3 separate regions of the Mus musculus genome follow, and regions 1 and 3 are each linked to region 2. The links are chromatin contacts, found by Hi-C or POLR2A ChIA-PET in ENCODE. All regions are on one chromosome and are shown on one strand. Each heading gives the region's core, a stretch centred on a gene start or an enhancer-like site at or near the end of the contact. The rest is flanking DNA. Distances are from core to core; before and after follow the strand shown.

The links. Hi-C counts contacts between places; a loop is a spot of excess contacts on that map. ChIA-PET counts read pairs that join two places held with the same protein, here RNA polymerase II (POLR2A).
Region 1: POLR2A ChIA-PET joins it to region 2 with 10 read pairs in embryonic stem cell. The contact joins the promoter of Tmem107 here to the promoter of Ctc1 in region 2. POLR2A ChIA-PET finds 5 or more read pairs at or near these places in 4 of 5 experiments (Patski and embryonic stem cell).
Region 3: a map of heart shows a loop between it and region 2 (2.0-fold over the local background). The contact joins the promoter of Slc25a35 here to the promoter of Ctc1 in region 2. A Hi-C loop is called at or near these places in 1 of 37 maps with a recorded cell type or tissue (heart). POLR2A ChIA-PET finds 5 or more read pairs at or near these places in 4 of 5 experiments (Patski and embryonic stem cell).

What each region holds. Positions count from the first base shown.
Region 1 is chr11:69,068,523-69,072,554 of GRCm38, reverse strand. Tmem107 (transmembrane protein 107) reads right to left here and starts at 1,746. Exons shown (of 5, transcript NM_025838.2): 1 at 1,522-1,746; 2 at 1,264-1,331; 3 at 1,081-1,181; 4 at 36-132. The coding sequence starts at 1,608.
Region 2 is chr11:69,013,778-69,018,333 of GRCm38, reverse strand. Ctc1 (CTS telomere maintenance complex component 1) reads right to left here and starts at 2,423. Exons shown (of 23, transcript NM_001013256.2): 1 at 2,169-2,423. The coding sequence starts at 2,201.
Region 3 is chr11:68,966,062-68,970,390 of GRCm38, reverse strand. Slc25a35 (solute carrier family 25, member 35) reads right to left here and starts at 2,260. Exons shown (of 5, transcript NM_028048.2): 1 at 1,354-2,260. The coding sequence starts at 1,728.

The DNA.
Region 1 (4,032 bases), core at 497-2,996, 55 kb before region 2:
CCCCCCCCATTCCAAAATATTGGGTGCTAGGGCACCTGCAGAAGGTAAAAATGTACCAGTACGTGGTACATTCCCATCGCTCGAATACGAAGAAAGACAGGGCCACAGACGCGCTACAGTGGGCTGCAATGGCTTAACAATACAGAGGGGGTCAAGGAAAGTAATCGGTTCGTGATGGGCCCCGTTGGTACCTGGACTTGGGTTCAGCTTGTACCCTTCCCTTAAGACAAGCGCCAGAGTTGGCAGCCAATGCCTTCTGAATTTATGGACAGTTATGTGTAAGAGACCAGAGCTGAGTTTGCTTTGATAGGACCTCTCCCTGTACACTCTGTACACTTCTGGGAAGGTTAATGTCATATATGCCCTAGGCCACACAAGAATACCTACAGATCTGATACACTGGGGATTTCTCCAGTGCCCTGGTCTTCCTTGTCCACAATTCAAGAGTAAAGAGCTACCTTTTTAAAAACACAAACAAACAAACAAAACAAAACAAGCCAGGCAGTGGTGGTGCATGCCTTTAATCCAGCACTTGGGAGGCAGAGGCAGGTGGATTTCGGAGTTCGAGGCCAGCCTGGTCTACTGAGTTCCAGGACAGCCTAGGTCTACATAGAGAAACCCTGTCTTAGATAACCTAAATATATAAGTAAAATAAGATTTAAAAAAACCCAAAAAATTCACCTGCCCCTGCCTCCCGTGCACTAGGATTAAAGGCTTGCAGAACCACACCTGGGCTCTATTTTCTTGGTCCCTTCTGAGTTCCCATAGTGCTTTGTATTTTACACACACCTACAAGCATACTGTTTAATCACACTGATTTACAGATGTTTGTCTGCCACCTCTTCAAACGGGATAAAATGATTTTACTCCCATCCAGGGATCGCCAGAACCTGGCTCACATCCGGATTTAACGAATGTTTGAAGTCTATTAATTCCCCAACAGTGTCTAAAACCTCTCACCTAGAGAGAGATTCGGTTTACCATGTAGAGCAGACACTTGTGCCCCAAAGGCCTACAGAGGTGGAAAGAGTGGTAACTGGGATGAGTCACCTGAGGACGATGGCCAAATAAAAAGGATACAGAGGAGGCTCTGGGTGCTATTGAACATGGAGACTCCTGAGAGGAAGCCAGCCAGCTCCACTGCAAAGAGGCCCAGGGTGAGACAGAGCGCGGCTACCAGCCTGCAGAGAGAAAAGGGCTTGGACCAAGGTTTCTGGATTCTGTTGAAGACCCCTGCACTCTCACCCCGCCCCAAGAGCTCACTGGTTGTCCTGCTTTTCGTATTCCTCCGGGGTGAATTTGAGAGGCAGGCAAGCCTGGATGTTGCTTTCCTGGCGAGCCGGGCAGAAAGAAAGAAATGTCAAAAGAGGAATGGGGCTGCGGGGACAAGTTGGGAAGGGGCCGGGGAACGGAGCAACGAACGGACCCTGTGTGAGTGGACTGAGCTGAGCTGGGTCCACTCCAAGATGAGAATGGGAGGGCCAGGAGGGCACGCGCACGCGCGCCCTGTCCGCGTCTTACCCGGGACCAGAACAACGTGATGACAACCACCAGATGAGCCAAGAGCGTCAGGAACCGAGAGGGCACGAGCCCGGAGATCCGACCCATGGCCTCGGGGGCCTCGAGTGGAGGCCGTGGGTTTTGAGGTTGGAAGTCTGGGGTGGGTCACTCATCAAGTCTCCCTGAGCAAGCAGGCCAGACCTCTCTACTTAAGTGTCCTTCCCGCGCGCTCGGGCGCCGCCCGGCTGCCATGGTAACTGCGTCCGCAAGCGCCACGCTGCTGCTTTCGGAAGTCTCGCGATAGTGCTGCTCCCTCTACCAACGTCTATAGGCGCGGTACGTGAGCCGTTGATGGACCCAAGAGGATGCAGCCAGAACCACCAAATCCTCCCTTCTCCTGTGCTTCCCACTCACTGCCTTGGGCGCTAGGAGTCGAGGGGACGAACGAGGAGAGGCTGATGCACCGAGCTTGTCCCAGGGTCAGGCTAAGTCCCCTAGCCCCTGGTTGTCAGAGGACTCCCCCTTCCGCCCTAGAGCAAAACTTTGCCGAAGAATGACTCTAATTTCTTCCTAAATAACTTGTCTCCGTGTCATGAGAGATTTGCCGAGTGCAGAAATGAGCAGCCTTGGGATGGTTAAAATTGGATGTGGGTGAGGTGACTGCCTCGGGAACCGAGGGGATCTGAAAGGGTGAAGAATGGAGCGGGGGACTGGAACTGCTTGCGCTTAGCCTAGGCTGGGACGCTGACCCACCACCGATTTCACTCTTGCTCTGAGTTGTTAGGCCCCGGACATTGCTCAGTTACAGACCAAGAACCTCTTCTTAGGGTGATGTGACCGATTTGGGGCTTCGGATGAAATCCCTGCAGATCGGAGAATCGGAAAGTTCTCAGCACTTTCCAGTTCACAATCAAGTCCCATGTCAATGGACCTCCCATCCCACTTGCACTCTCTGGTCCCTCCATTCCTTTTTCTTTGTGCCTCTAAACCAGCCCAAAAGACAAGGCTCAGGACCAGAGGGATTTCATCTATTCAACAAATATTTGATGTCTCCCAGATGCCAGGCACTGTGCCCCAAATCTGAGAGTACCTCGATAAAGTCCCTCCAGGTTATATTCTAGGTGGGGAGATTGATAACAGCCAAAACAAGAACAAAACCCAGCGAGGTAATGCGTGCTATAATTTTTTTAAATTAAAAGATAATACTAGAATAATATCAAAGGGAAGCTTTGAAAATAGATACTTCTTAAATTTTTGTTTCAAGGAATTGGCAGAGAGAGAGAGGAAGGAGGTGGAGGAGGAGGAGGAGGAGGAGGAGGAGGAAGAAGAAGAAGAAGAAGAAGAAGAAGAAGAAGAAATGATTCTGTCTCCCTAAAGTAATACATGGGGTTCCCTTTCCTAAGCCAGTTAAAGGTCATGAAAGACAGACTGGAGGTCTTCTAAATGAACGGGGGGTAGGGGGGTGTCTAACTGAACCTGAGATCCCAAACCAGGCAAAAGAATTGCCCCCCCCTCGCCCCCTTTTATTATAAAAGACTGAGGTGAGATGCTTGGCAAGTTTTGTATAGGGTTTGTAACTTAAACAACAGCATTGTAATCATGTAATTTCCTGATTTTTTTTTTCAGTATTGGAGATAAGCTCCAGGCCTCTTACATATAGGTAGGTAAGCACCCTCCACTGAGCCATCCTCCCATCTTCCCTTCTGAGACCCTATAGTATTATCAACGCAGAGAATGGCATTCTAAAACACAAAGAATAATCTATAGCATTGAATGTCCTTATATATTCAGCTCCTACTTATTGAAGCTTCTGCCTGTGGGCTGCACTGGGGATCAAACACAGGGTATGGACCACGCTAAATGATTACTTTACTACTGAGCTCCACTCAAGCTCCTATATGGTGAAACTATAACTTTTTCATATAAAATTGAGTCTTAAGCTGGATAGGGGGAAACACCTATAGTCCCAGCATTTGGGAGGTGGGGGAAAGAGGTTTAGAAATTCAAGGTCATGCTAGGTTATATAGTCAGCTCAATAAAAGGAAAAAACTAAAATGTCTCTACAAAAAAAAATGTAGAAATGGCTTAGTGATTAATCCTTGCACCAGGTGTTAATCCTAGCACTCAGGAGGCAGAGGCAGACAGATCTCTGTGAGTTCAAGGCCAGCCTGGTCTACAAAGCAGGACAGCCAAGGCTACACAGAAACCCTCTGTTGAAAGAAAGAGCACAGAATACTCTTGTTAAATTCAGTTCCCAGCACTCGTATGGTGCTGCTTACAACTTCTTGTATCTCCAGATCCAGTGCCCTCTTCTGGAAACTACACACACACACACACACACACACACACTCAACACACACATGCACACACACTCACACATACACTCATACTCACACTTAACACACCACACACAATCACACTCAACACACACATACACACACACAAACACACACAAGGACTCACACTCAATGCACATACACAATATTTAAAATAAATCTCCAGGCATGGTGGTACACAGCTTCAGTCCTAGCA
Region 2 (4,556 bases), core at 1,174-3,673:
GATCCCCCTGCCTCTGCTTCCTAAGTGTCAGTAGGACTATAGGAATGTACATACCATCACGACTATACTGAGTGTAATTTTTAATCATTCCATTTTTTGAGTGAAGCATATGCACTCGAGTCCCTATAAACTAAATATAGACAAGATATACTCCCACTAGATCTGATCCCTGTTCTGTCTTTTCAGCTAGTTCTAATCATCATAGCTCCATCTCTGGTCAATATCCCATATTCAGCACATCCTTAACACCTTGAAAAACCACTTTCAATGTCCTAAATTATTTTGGCATTCTTGTGTAAACAGTCCTACTGACTTAAACCTAGGACAAACACTCTCTCTTTGCATTCACTCTCAGAGTTTTGGACAGTGGACCAATCCACTACCCAGATAATACTTCATTGACATAATCAAAGGCTAGAAGTACATTGTTTTCATTCAGGTTTGCTTGGTTTTGGTTGTTAGTCCTCTCATGCCCTGCCCATTACTTGACAACCTTTCTCAAAGTAGTGACACCACCTCAAAGTGAAATCAAATTTGGGGGGAGGCAGATGTCACTTTTTTTTTTTTTTTGAAACAGGGTGGTTTCTCTGTGTAGCCCTGGCTGTCCTGGAACTCACTGTGTAGACCAGGCTGGCCTTGAACTCAGAAATCCGCTGCCTCTGCCTCCCGAGTGCTGGGATTAAAGGCGTGCGCCACCATGCCCTACTTACACAGTATATTTTGAGGGAAGACTCAGTTACATAGGGAAGACTTTGGCTTTTGCCGTTGGTTGTTCGAGGGGAAAAGGGAAACTAAGGACATTTACCGAATCAAATGAAACAGGTCTGTATTTTGGATAACCCCAAGATTCATTTTGTATAATGTAAGCCTAACACTATACCCTCAAATACTTGAATTGCCTACGTTTGCTGTGGTGGTTGTTGTTTTTAAAACAGGGTTTCACCATGGAGTCTTGCTACCCTGTAACTTGCTATATACACCAGGCCTGCCTGCCTGTGCCTCCCAACTGCTGGGATTAAAGGCTTGGACCACCACACCCGACTGCATCGTCTACCTTGAACGAACGACCTTTAAAAGAGGACTGTTGCTCAAGGATCTCTCCTTTAGCTGAGAGTTCTCTCTCCTGAGAGCTGGTCTCATCACTCTGCCCAGCACTGCAGCACAAATGTCCTCTTTAAAACCACTCCAGCACTAAAGCCATGTTCACTGATCAGCCAGCTAGCTTGAATCCTTGGCTACTCCTTAACTGGCTCCCTGTCATTTACAATATCCACCCCTTTAAATTCTAATGTCTTACTCCTTTGGGTTTGTTTGTTCTTCAAGACAGGGTTTCTCATCATAGCGCTGGCTGTCATGGAACTCACTATGTAGACTGGCCTCGAACTCACAAGAGATCTGTCTGCCTCTCAGTGCTGGGATTAAAGGTGTAAACCACCATGCTTGGCCTTCTCTTTACCTCTGGTACCCCAACACTAACACTGCTGTAGTGGAAGAAGATACCATAGACTCTGTTTTCAACCATGGTCTTTCAGCTCAACCGTCCACAGTACACTTCAGTAAAGTAAGACCCAAATCTCAAACAACCACTCCTTTGTCCAAAAAGGGCCACCAAGTGCGAGACATGTAGAGGCTAGCCCAGTGAATTACATAGCAAGCACCAGGTGATGTTAACGTGACGCTGTCATAAAAAGACCACTAACAACTACCAAGAAGTTGTTGCTTAGCAAGTCAAGACAGTTCACTATTCCTTCTGACCCCTCCACCTCCACCCAATGGCATTTAGCTTTTCAAACGATATTTGCTTTAACTCTTGCTTAGCAAAATGGCTTCTGCTGCCTAGTACCGTTTTCTGATGCTTTCCCGCTTAGCTAACCGGGGTACCCATCCAAGGACTGGGGCGTTTCTCCTTTCCCAAACCAGCTAAATCAGAGGGCCCCTGTAACCACAACAACCAGCAAGGCTAATCTCCCACAGAGCGTAAACCTTCGACAGTGGGCGGAGACGTATTCCAGGCTAGGTCGACCCTGGAACAAAGGGCCGGAAAAGCCTCCGCTCCCCAGGCCAAGACCATGGGCAATGGATGGAAGGAGTATAGGAAGAAAAGAAATTCAGGACAAGAAGGGAAAACAAAACAAAAAACCCACGAGAATCACACAAACAGCACTCACGGAGGTAGGTGGTTGTGCTCGGCAAGCAGCCATGATGAGCCAAACCCCTACCCTGAAGAACGCGCGAACTCCGGGCGCAAGTGCTCACGGGAGGGAACCTGTGACGTCAGGGAGCAGCACTGCCTCTTCCCTCTGCATCCACCAGGGTACTGGGGCGTCAGGGACCTTTTGCGGTGAACTTGCCGTAAGGAGCCTACTGGCCTTAAATTTGCAGCGACCCTTCCGCTTCTGACTCCTAAAGGCGGGAATTACAGATGTGCGTCACCAGATCTGGCCTGTTTTCCTTCTATAGTGACGGCGCGTCCGGATCCTAGTGTTTCACGTGGGGTGGGGCGGGCGGGAGACCGCTCGAGCGCACAGTCACTTGGCTCATAACACCTAAAATTTTCAGTCTCCCTGATCTTGTCAAGCAGAGATGTGCAATTTAAAAGTAGCCACAGACTAGATGGGATATCGCATGTGCCTTTAATCCCAGCAATCCGGGTGCAGAGGCAGGGGGATCTCTGCGAGTTTTGAGTTTCAGCCTAACCTGCTCTTCATAGTGAATTTCAGGCCAGCCAGAACTACGAAGTGAGGACAAAAAAGGGAGCCACGGGACACCATTAGCATATGTGATATGTGCAGTGGACTTAAGCCACTGCTGCATTTAGCAAGTCTTTTTAAATTTGTTTTTTACTCTAATGTCTAGAACTAATTTTTGCTAAAGAATTTGGTGGCCATATGTGACTCAATTCATGAAAGCCTTTGCTTTTCCTAATTCAGTCAGTCAGGCAATCAAGAGCTCAGTACTGGCGGAGGAAACAGAATTCATCTATGTGGCAGGCACATAGGATCGGGGTATATTCATTGAAGAAAACAAAACAAAAACCCTCTTGTTCTGAGGCAAGGAGATTGACGGGAAAACAGGCAAAATATATGGAGAAGAAAGAAAGAAAGAAAGAAAGAAAGAAAGAAAGGAAGGAAGGAAGGAAGGAAGGAAGGAAGGAAGGAAGGAAGAAAGAAAGGAAGGAAGAAAGGAAGAAGAAAGGAAGAAAAAGCAAAGCGAGGAGATTGTCTGGCATTCCAGTTCCAGGAGACCTGGCGCTACCTTTGTTGTTGTTGTTGTTGTTTTGTTTTGTTTTGTTTTGTTTTTTTGTCTTTCGAGACAGGGTCTCTCTATTGCCCTGGCTGTCCTGGAACTCACTTTGTAGACCAGGCTGGCCTCGAACTCAGAAATCCACCTGCCTCTGCCTCCCGAGTATTGGGATTAAAGGTGGCCCGGCTCTGGCGCTACCTTTTGAGTAACTGCACACGTGGTACACATACATTCATGCAAGCAAAACACTCAAACACATAAAAAGCAAGATAGAAAAGGAACCATGTGGCAGTGCAGTAATCCCAGCATTCAGGAGGCAGGAGAATCTTCCTGAGTTTAAAGCAGCCAGGGTTACATTAAAAAAAAAAAAAAAAAAAACAACCAACAAAGTAGCCAGTCAGTAGTGGCGCATGTCTTTAACCCCAGCAGAGGCAGAGGCAGAGGCAGGTGGATTTCTGAGTTCCAGGCCAGCCTGGTCTACAGAGTGAGTCCCAGGACATCCAGGGCTATACAGAGAAACCCTGTTTGGAAACAAACAAACAAAAGAAAAACAACAAAGTATTACACCTGCAAATTACTGTATCCCTTCATTCAGCTTCACTTTTGATGCAAACAACTCCTTCTGTCATGAAATATGCACTGTGGTGATGAAAGAGAAGTTGGGGCAAAAGCCCCACCCTAGTAGCCGTGTCTCAACTAAAGATTTTGTAGCACAAGAGAGTCTCTGTTTAAGGGGTTTTATTAGTTTCTTTTAAGACATTCTTCAAGCAGGCCTGTTGATCCTGACATTCAAATTTACTGAAGGGAGGAAAGACTCAACTTCATAAGGAAGGAAAAAAGAAAATGATAAATAAACACCCAGTGTCTACTTAAAAGCAAAATGGAGCTACCTAGTCAATGACTAGCATTGCCTTCAGTAACAGGCTTTTTAGAGGTTTTGTTTGTTTGTTTTTGTTTTGTTTTGTTGTTTTATGTTTCTGTTGTGTTTGTTGTTTTGAGACAGGTGGTGTATCCTATAGCACCATATTGGATCTTGAATTTGCTCTTTGGCCAAGGGGGACCCCTGATCTTCCTGTCTCCTCTGGGGAGATTATAGGCTTGTATCAGCAGGACAGGTTCATAAGCTCTTGATAAAAGAAAAGTTTGGCCGAGCGTGGTGGCACGAGCGTGGTGGCACTCACCTTTAATCCCAGCACTGCAGAGGCAGAGGCAGGCGGATTTCTGAGTTCAAGGCCAGCCTGATCTACAGAGTGAGTTCTAGGGCTACACAGAGAAATCCTGTCTCGAAAAATCAGGAAAAAAAAAAAAAACCG
Region 3 (4,329 bases), core at 1,011-3,510, 48 kb after region 2:
CTTATGCCAGCTCCCATTCCAGATCAGATCTCCAGCTGCCACCTCCACCAGCCTCCCTGTCAAGACTACCCTAAGGGCACAAATTCAGCTGATTTTTGAAGATGCCTTTGTCCTCAAATCTCATACACTAGGAGTGAGACCAAGTTGGCGCTCCTGTAAGATCATCTCCTTGGCTCACTAAGCCTGGCCTAGTCCCAGTAACGAACAGCTGTGTGACCTTGAGCAGGACACCAACCCTCTCTGGATCCAGGCTTCCAGCCCTTCACCATCTGATAACTCACAGGAGCAAGTTGTGAGAGTGTGTACAATTCTGTGATGCCCGGGACTTTCCTGACCTACACTTCGTGACGCCTGTTTCTCAGATTCCTCATCCTTCTACACAAAGTCAGCCCCAGGAATAAGACAGTAAAAGCTGCACTGGGCATGGTGGCACATATTGGTAATCAGAGCATCTGGGTGGCACAGGCAAGGAGGAGCAAGAGCTTCACGCCAGCTTGGGTTCCTAGTGAGTTTCCCATTAGCCTGGGTCATATAGCCAGGCTCTGCCTGTATCAAGGGAAAAGAGGGAAAGAGAGAGGGGAGAGAAAGGAGAGAGAGGAGAGAGAGGAAAGAGAGGAGAGAGAGGAGAGGGGGAGAGGGGAGAGAGAGAGAGGAGAGAGAGAGAGAGGAGAGGAGAGGAGAGGAGAGGAGAGGAGAGGAGAGGAGAGGAGAGGAGAGGAGAGGAGAGGAGAGGAGAAGAGAAGAGAAGAGAAGAGAAGAGAAGAGAAGAGAAGAGAAGAGAAGAGAAGAGAAGAGAGGAATATTGTCAGATGCCCACCATCTGCCGGGATCTATATGAACCCTTCATATGTACATCTCATGTGTCTCCTTCAGTCCTCTCAGCAACTTCACAAGAGTCTATAATTATTCCTGTCTTATCAACATGGCAACAATGAGTGCTAGGAAGTGTGATTCAAAGTTCAGTTGAATGCATACCGCTAGGATGCATACCTGTTAACTGAAGCACTGAGAAGACTCAGGGTGGACTGTAGTTAGAAGCCAGGCTGGGCTACAAGAGCAAGTGTTGATACTACAATATAGGGAGACCCTGCCTCAACAAACAAATGACACCCCAACTCAAAGGAGTTCTCCTTACGCTAAGTCTGTAATCTTCATCAACACATTGCAGAGTCTGTTGGGTGTCTGTGTATAAGGCAGATCAGAAGGCCTTGAAGCTTGCCAGCATTTTCCTGTGCCATTTTCTGCTTATGGGGCACAGCACCCTGTCACCAATGCCTTTGTAAAGGGCAGGCTCCCACCCTCTGCCAAAAGTCTTTTCTGAAAGCCCCAGACCAGACAGACCCCTCTTCTTACCATGTAGATTGGGCTTCCCAGATATGCTCCCATGACCCCAGCAAGGGCCCCAGCTGCGGCGCTGCGGACAGGACTGTGGGTGCCTTCATTAGTGTGCAGGTAACCCCGAGACTCTGCCAGCCCGTAGGTGCCCAGTCGGATGCCATTCATCAAGAACTGGTACAAGAGCGCAGGGCCCAGGCCCTTCTGCAGGGCAGCTAGGCCATCCACCTTGCCAATGGTGAAGAAGGCGTGGAAGACGTTTCGGTAGTGGCGCTGGTAGGTGCCTGGGGCCTGCAGTTCTCCCTGCAATTGCATTCTGGTCTTCACAACCTCCAAGGGATTGGTGAACACACAGGCTCCACAGGCTGCTACACCACTCATTAAGAAGTCCATGGTAAAGGTAGAAACAGCTTCAGAAAGCAGGGATGGATATGAACAACACCTGGCTCTTTGAAGCCCAGGCTGCAACAGGTAGAAATTTAAGAGAGCTAAATTGTCTGGGTCAAATGTCAAGAAGTCAAGTGAGGTTAGAGGGAGTTTGGGGATCAGAAGGTAGCAAAAGGAAAGAAAGAGGAGTGTAGTAGGGTATGGCAACAAGGCCCTGTTGACAAGGGAACTGAGATCAGGGAGGAGCAGAAGTTAGAAGCTGGCAGGTGGGAATGCCTAGGATGGGGGTACCAGAGCGTATCTTAGGAAAACGGAGTTACGAAATGGTAGCTGGAGAAGCAGGAAAAAGAAAAGCAACAACAGAAAAAGAATCAGAGGGAAAAGCCGAAGGTGGCTCGACAACAGCGAGAGGAGGGTTGTGAAAGAAGTTAGGATTCCGGCTAAGAATAAGCGTGGCAAAGTAGCTGCGGGAGCTAGAGCACCTTTACCCGAGGTAGTCTGCAGAGGCCGGGCGGCCACTCTCGGGTCCTTGGAACGCAGCGCCAATGGGGACTCTCCAAGAGCTGCAGCCGAGCGCCTCAGCCAATCAGCGAAGAGCCGGCTCAGCAGCCAATGGGAGGCGCTGCCATCGGCCGGGCCCTCGGCCTCAACTAAAACGGGTTGGGTTAACTCTCCTCGCCCCGGCTCCCAGGCCTGGCATTGGGAGGGTGCCGGAGGCGGGGAGATGTTTTTGGTTTTTGTTTTTGTTAATCACTGTCCAGGAACTGGGGTGGGCCGGGATGCAGAGGCTGAGCGCGGAGGGTTGGGCAGCGACTCCTGTGGGTGGCGGGCTCTCTGCGATCGTCCTCAATCCCAGGTCATCTCTGTTTGGGGTTTGCCTGACCGCAGACACGCCCAGCGCTGTTCGGATGCCAGGATAGTCCGGAAACTGCAGTCCCGCCCGCCGGGGCGATGGTACACACCTGCTGGACAGCACCCATCCCCTAAGGCCGAGTAAACTGTAGGGTCTAGTACCAGGGTGTGGCCAGCTGCGGGCGCCCAGGGAGGGAGGCCTGAAGGCCAGCCAGGGGAAAAAAAAAAAAAAAAACAAAACCTTGATCTTATTAAGCTCTTGATCGTCACAATGACCTAGAGGAGGCCGGGCAGGTCAAGACAAGGATTTCCATCTCCTCCTCAGCGAGGCTTAGGTTACAGAAACAGACTTGTTTCTTGTCCTTGCTTCATTCGTATGAATAATTATGAAAGAGCCCGGGGGGGGGGGAGGCTGGAAAAGAGCTTAAAGAGAAAGCTTGGAGAAAGAAGGTAGGAGTTTAGGTGGCGTCATTTGGGCGGCAGGAAGAAGCAGAGGGCTCACCTGAGTCAACTACCCTGCTTAGCGCTGAATTCCGGTTTATATTTTCCTTCCTACTATATAGATGACCGTGGGCAAGTTTCTTATCTTCTCAGGAACCCCTTGTAAAATGAGATAATATCTGTGGGACATACTCCAAAGGAGAGGTTGCCCTTGTGTTACACGCTCAGTAATTTACTGGGAAGTCTGGAGTTGACAGAACTCTTCCCACTTCCCCGAGGTCCCCGCAGCTTTCTTTGGTGACGTTCAGGTCAGGTTGAGCATCTTCTGATGGCTTTTCAAGTTGTCCCTATTCAGCCTCATTCTACTTTGTTCCTCAAACATACCTATTTTTAGGAATACCTCAAAAACATTCCTATTGTTCTTAGCTAGTGGTTAATTTCCCTACTTCACGATACTGGAAACTCTAGAAGCTTGGGGGTGGGAGAGAGGCAGATCTGAGTCTTAGGTTGTTTGCCAGACAACTTTGCTGTGTGTAGCCTTTAGGAGCCTCAAACTCAAAATCCTCCTGCCTCAGCATGTGGAGTGCTGAAGATTTCCAGCCTGCTGCCCTACTGGGTGACACCACACTTGGCTTCACACCCTGAGCTTAAAGCCTAGGGTTCTCAAAAGTATGGTGGCTATAGCAGCAGTAGTGCCTGAGAACTTAGAAATACATCCAGTCTCACTGGAAACTCCCTGAACCAGAAGAACTCTGCAGGTGGACCCCCACATTCTTTCACTAAGTCCCCCTGGGTGCTTAACATTCAGCATTACTGGGTGACACTTTCTGTCTTTAATACCAGATGCCCAAGAGATTGACAGATTTTAAGGTTTTTTTTGTTTGTTTATTTGTTTGTTTTGGTTTTTTTTTAAGTAATTTTTATTCTTTCTCAAGGCAGAGTTTCTCTGTGTAGCCCTGGCTGTCTTGGAACTCACTCTGTAGACCAGGCTCACCTCAAACTCACAGAAATCTGCCTGCCTCTGTCTCCCAAGTGCTGGGATTAAAGGCAGCAAATAAGAGCAAGTGGCTGATCTTTCACAGGACCCAGTTTTGTTGCTTTGTTTTGAGACAGGGTTCCTCTGTGTAGCCCTGGCTGTACTGGAACTCACCCTGAAGACTAGGCTGGCCTCGAACTCAGAGATTCACCTGCTTCTGCATCCTGAGTGCTGATATTAAAGGCATGAGTTATTCTACCCCCCCACACACACTCCCACCCCTTCAGAGAATCTAATTTCATTTTCAGCAACCACAAAGCAACTGACAAATTACTAGT